Regions from separate parts of the Homo sapiens genome. Here region 2 is linked to region 1. Evidence: chromatin loops called from intact Hi-C (ENCODE). Cell type or tissue: B cell. All regions are shown on one strand. Each heading gives the region's core, and the rest is flanking DNA. Links, peaks and the distances in the headings are about the cores only. Region 1 overlaps SPAG6 (sperm associated antigen 6). Region 2 overlaps SPAG6 (sperm associated antigen 6).

What was found. Hi-C counts contacts between places; a loop is a spot of excess contacts. Peaks named below come from ENCODE experiments on the same cell type or tissue, not always from the same donor. Only the 100,000 strongest peaks of a DNase experiment are listed, where the experiment ranks them.
Region 2: it touches region 1 in a loop (2.1-fold over the local background); 2 of 110 quality-filtered maps call a loop at or near these places.

The regions. Positions count from the first base shown.
Region 1 is chr10:22,364,206-22,367,134 of GRCh38, reverse strand. It overlaps SPAG6 (sperm associated antigen 6), which reads right to left. Exons shown (of 11, transcript NM_012443.4): 3 at 2,116-2,282. Among named protein-coding and RNA genes, the nearest start is that of SPAG6, 20 kb to the right of the region's middle. In B cell, for the core only: no CTCF peak of the experiment used is centred there; a DNase peak (open chromatin) is centred at 1,724.
Region 2 is chr10:22,415,920-22,418,848 of GRCh38, reverse strand. SPAG6 (sperm associated antigen 6) reads right to left here. Exons shown (of 11, transcript NM_012443.4): 11 at 1,239-2,230. The coding sequence ends at 2,161. Among named protein-coding and RNA genes, the nearest start is that of LINC03027, 21 kb to the left of the region's middle. In B cell, for the core only: no CTCF peak of the experiment used is centred there; no DNase peak of the experiment used is centred there.

The DNA.
Region 1 (2,929 bases), core at 294-2,793:
AATTCCAGTGCCTATAACTAACACTTTCTGATCTCATTCCCTCTTTCTCCTAATTTTCACTTCCCCCAAATTCCTAACACTCTTCTCTTCCATTCCTCATTAAAAGAAATGCCAAAAAAAAAAAACCCAGCAAAACCACAGGACTTTGTACCTCATAAAGAGGAGATTAAATCTCCTGTGAGAAATGACTTAAAGGCTGGGAGGTGAGGGAGACAGAAGCTTGTGCAAAGGCTTCGTGTTTTCACTGCCTCCTCACTTTTCTGCTGTAGTGCTTTTTTGTCTCTCTACAACTAATTAACATTTATTCAACTTAGAAAACTTCTACTGAAAATCTTCTACGTGGGATACCAGAATACAGACTCTGCTCTCAAAAGAAAGAGCTAAGAGTCCAAGAGGAAGAAAGCCCAACAGTATTTGATGATAGAAGGAATATCCACAAGAAAAATAAAATTTCTGTGACTCCTTGTAGAGCTATAACAAGCATTAGTAAGTGACTCTCTCATCTATAAATATAAGGAAAATTTCTGCACCATTAGGATTTATTTTTATTCTGGCAAAATACACATAACATGAAATTTACCATTTTAACCATTTTAAAGTATACAATTTAGTGGCATTTAGTGCATTCACAATGTTGCACAACCATCACCACTATATAGTTCTAGACTATTATCATCAACCCAACAAGAAACTTCTTACAAATAAAGCAGTCAATTCCCATTCCCTTCTCCTTCCAGCCCCTGGCAACCACTAATCTGCTTCTGTCTCTATGGATTTACATATTCTGGATAGTTCATATAAATGGAACCATACAATCTGTGGCCTTTTGTGTCTGGCTTCTTGCACTTAGCATATGTTTTTATGGGTCATCCATGGTGTAGCATTTATCAGTACTTTATTCCTTTTATGACTAATAATCCATTGTATGGATACACAACATTTTGTTTACCCGTTCATCTGTTGATTGGATTAGGTTGCTTTCACCTTTTGGCTATTGTGGATGCTGCTGCTATGAATATTTCTGTGCAGGCTTTGCTGGAGCATCTGTTTTCAATTCTTTTGGATATATAGCTAGGAATAGAATTGCTGAGTCACGTGGTAACAAATGTTTCACTGACTGCGGACCTGCCAAAGTGTTCTCACAGTGGTTTCCCCCATTTTACATTCCTACCAGCAATGTATGAAAGTTCCAATTTCTCCATGCCCTCACCAACACTTGTTATTTTCTTTTTATTTTTTATTATGGCCACCCTAAAAGGTATGAAGTGATACCTCATTGTGGTTTTGATTTGCATTTCTTAATGACTAATGCTGTGGAGCATCTTTTCACATGCTTCTTGGCCATTTTTATATATTCTTTGGAGAAATGTCTATTTAATTCCTTTGTCGATTTTTCAATTGGCTTGTCTTTTTGTTACACAAATAGGAATTTAATCCCAAAGATATGTCAAGAAAGCTCTATCCCTAGGTTATGATAAACTAACAGAATAGAATGAACAGTCCAAAACCTACCTACAAGTGGTCCTTAACTACTGTGAAAACCAAATAGCTGGCATTGTATAGAAAAAGAAAGTGGTACCAGATAGGAGGGGGAAAAAAACAGGGCAATTTCAGATAGTGCTTAACAGAGTTGGCATGCCTATAACTTGGTAAAAAAAGATTTATCAAACCTTCCATTACACATACTTATTCTCTTCCTCTTTTTGGTTGCTTCTCTACCCCTTGCCTCAAGGCTGTCTCTCACTATTTCCCTTAACTTGGTTTCACCAGCATATAAGGACTGCTGAGATCAACTATTTGCCTAGGGTCTACATACTTCCCTAAGACAGATCCGATAGCTTTGTTTAAAACTCTCATATATAGAAATACTGCTTTATGTATAATTCTGCCTAAAAAAATCTATTTTCTCCTTATATTATCAATAATAGATAAATGGTGGTTATCAGCACCAAAGCAAAATACCCTGAAAATATGATTACATGCAGCTCAGATAATTGAAGATTGTGTTAACCCCCTAATAATTTTATGCCTACAGGCTTGCAACTGTATCCAAACTGTCACATTTTTAAAAATCTAAAACAAAAAAACATATAACTAGTTTTTTTTAATTCTTACATTCTGTTCTGCCAATGAATAAACAAGCTGTGGAAGAATGTCGCACTTCACAACAGCTTCTGCTAGGTCATCATTATAATTGGCCAGTCTCCCAAGAGCCAAAGCAGCAGTCTGTTGAATTGTTGGGACCACGTCCAGAAGAAGAGTTCTCAGCAAAGACATTACACCTGAGTTAAATTATGAAAGAACAGAAATCAGGAAAATTTAAATTAAAAAGCAAAAATACAATTCAGTATATATGCAGACAGTAAAATTAAAGGGAAAAAATCAGTAAAAATAAAACTATTCACCATAAACTAATGGAAATTTAGAAGTACCTAACTGGCCAAGACACAGAATAATACAAGCGATCATTGTTAAACATGCAGTAGAGCATGGAAATAAGAAAGGCTTTGGATTTAGGTAAGAATCCCTGATTCAGCAAGTCCTGTCTATATTACCTGATAGGGTTAATTATGAGGCATGCAGAGAAAGGTTGTAGAGTATGCTATGATGCCTAACACAAAAAAGATAGGGCTTCCCCCCAGACTTTGCAAATCTTATATTTCAAGGCTCGCTTCAAGGCCTCACCTGCGTATTATCTCCAAATAAATGTCTTGGAGATGAGGAAGTGTACTACTAGTGCTCATCATATTCATCCAAGGGTTGAATGCATAGTAGGTATATCATCATCATCACCACAACAGCAACAATAGTAAAAGTAGCTCATATTTATCAAGGACTTATTATATGCAAGCACTGTTCTAAGGACTTTTTTCCATAAAAACTCATTTAACTTTTATAACAAAACTATGAAGCAGGCCCTACTATTATG
Region 2 (2,929 bases), core at 236-2,735, 52 kb before region 1:
CCTATGTTTCCAACATCTCTTTTCAGGTACCACTGATTTCACCTATTTCCACAACAGGTGAAAGGACTGAATCTATAATAATAAGGTCCAAGTAATTCTATTCCTGAACTGAAGTCCTAAAAATAGTTGTTCATGTAAGTTGAGAATTCCTAAGAACAGGGGAATTTTAAATAAACTCCTGGGGCTGGGGGTGGGTAGGGAGCAGTGGGACAGGGGTTTGCACAGGGAATTAGAATTGACAAAATTCAAATGAGGGGTGAAAAATATCAGTGAATTATCATTAATAACAGACATTATTTTTGCCCTATGACAAATGAAAAAGATTTTGTTTTTATATATATTTTTTAAATCTCACAACATACTTTTCAAAAAGTAAAGCTTCATTTTGTTTAAAGAGTTTTATGTCAAGAAACATTTCATAGCATAAATTTTCCACAATGCATATGATCAAATTATAACACCCATCTGAACACTATTAAGTATTTTATTACTTTGTTTAGTGCTGTTTGATAAGTATGAAATTATCTATGAAGTGAAAATTTTCAACTAGGAAATTTGACATTCCAACAATATCTGAGGTGGTTTTAACCCAGATAAACTAATTTCTGTCATTACCAACACATCTAAGAAAAACAGCCCTAATGAAGAAAGATAAAAACTACTTTTATTTTCTCCAATTAAAAGATTCATAAGACAAGCTGTGTAGGCATGAAAGAAAGAAAGGAAAGCTACAAAACTGGGAATACAAATTACATTTTCCTATTCAACAGGTCAAAGAAATTGCTGCAAGGAAACAAAACAGGCCCAAGGAAGTATTAAAAAAAAATGAAATAACCAACAATCTTAGCCGGATATAAGGCAAAACAAAATGAGGTAATCTCGGGTATTATGAAGTTTTAAAAGACACAACAAAGTTATGCACTGTTAGGAAATAATGATGACAGAGATGAATCCAGAAAATACAAAAAACAAACGGGTAGCTCCTTTTGCATGAAAAAAATAAAAAAAGAGAGAGAGAGTCAAAGAAGGAAACCTGAAAACAGAGTCAGACTGGAAACACTGTGGCCTAGGGGCTGTGTGGGTTATCATTCACCTCCTCCAGGAGAGAGCAGCAGAAGTAACATCCCTTTAAAGCAAAAGACACATACACAGCAACTAACCAAGACCCATAAATCCAATCACATATTCCCCAAGGTCAGCAACACACTGGATAGGAAAAATGAAAAGGACAATTCTAATGCTGTTTTTATTTAAAATTTTATTGAAACCCTCTTTCACCCGTTTACCACTTCCTAAGTAAAAATGCATGTAAACTCTGAGCCTGATGGTATTAGCTTCAAACTATTCCTTAAATACCTGAAAATGTGACTTTTGAAACTTGGGAAAGTGACGTTAGGACAAGGATCCATTTTACATGCCTGCTTCTTTGTTCATTCATGAGCAGAGCTAGACTAAGAAACCTTTCAATGAGAGGGAGAGCATGTATGCAGGAGTATAACTCTCTATTCTGAATTCTACCCTCGCTGGGCCCATGAAAGGTAAGGAACACTTTAGATAGGGTGGGGAAGGAGGTTTGGAAAACTTGTGATAAAGAGGAGTAAATTTTTCCTAAATTCTTAGTAAAACCTAACAGGTTACCCACAGAGTCCGTGTCTTAAGTTAATGCACTTATATAACTAGCATCAGAGTCTCCTTCAAGTGCCCTGTATATCTGTCATCAGTTTCCTCCTTCAAAGATTTCTCTTGTGTATACTACTATATAGTTAGCAAGGCCAGCTTTCCTTGCCTATGCCTATGACAAATTGGCTAGAATAATTTAGGGTTTTTGAATGCCATCTCTTAACTATATCTCATTGGAGGTGTCTGCATGTACGAGTGTGTGTGGTTTTTAACAGAATAACAAAATGCCTTAAGGCCCTTTAACGTGTTTTTAAAATCTACCTGTAGAACAAATCCTATGCATGCGAATGACCATGAATAGTTCCTCACATATTCAAGCTACGAATGTTTAAAGTATTACATAAATTTAGAAAATATTATCTAAAGGTATTTCCCATTAAATAAATCTAGAATATACTTAGTTCAAATATTTAGAAGGATTTAATTACTGTTACTCAAAACTACTCTGCTGTGAATTTGAGTATCACAATATAACTTTGCTCAGTTATTAAGTGGTTGATAGCTGTCCACCCTCTGCAGAAGTGTATCTGAATATCCAGGGGAATAATACCTGAAAAAGAAAATACACTATTAAATGCTGGTGAAACGATCAACACAGCAGGCACATAAGATTCAATATAGGGGATTTATCTGAAATAATCCTGTGAGTGAAATCTCAAATACACTCTGAATAATTATGCTCCAGTAATGCTTTGTGCATAAAGTTAGAGGCTATCCAGGAGGAAAATACGAATTCATAAAACTGTGCTACAGAAGTAGCAAAACATTTAAGGGATATAAATGTAATGGCAAAGGGGACATTTTCCAAACAAGAATCTTCAATCCACTGACAATATTTTATTACAGAGACTTCATTTTAATCACATCAAGTGGCTAATGTTGCTTTAAGGATCCTAGCTAATAGATTTTTTTTTTCATAAGTTAGACTACACAGTCTATTGTTACTAATCAACTTCTGCATTCTAACTGCCTTAGAGATCATTCTCAGCATGGGTTTTAATCAGATCTGGTCACCTAGGAAAACAAAAATTTCTGGAAGTATAATTCATATTGAAAAACTATTTAATAAAATATAATTTAGTATTGAAAAACTATTTACAAATACTTGTATCATAGAAACCTAGGAAATTAATCATTTTTACTATTAATAGTTCTTGGGCATCTATAGTACTATACATTTACATTCATAAATTGAACATTTTATACAAGATTTAGTATAAAAGTATTAAATATGTTGATCAGTGCATTG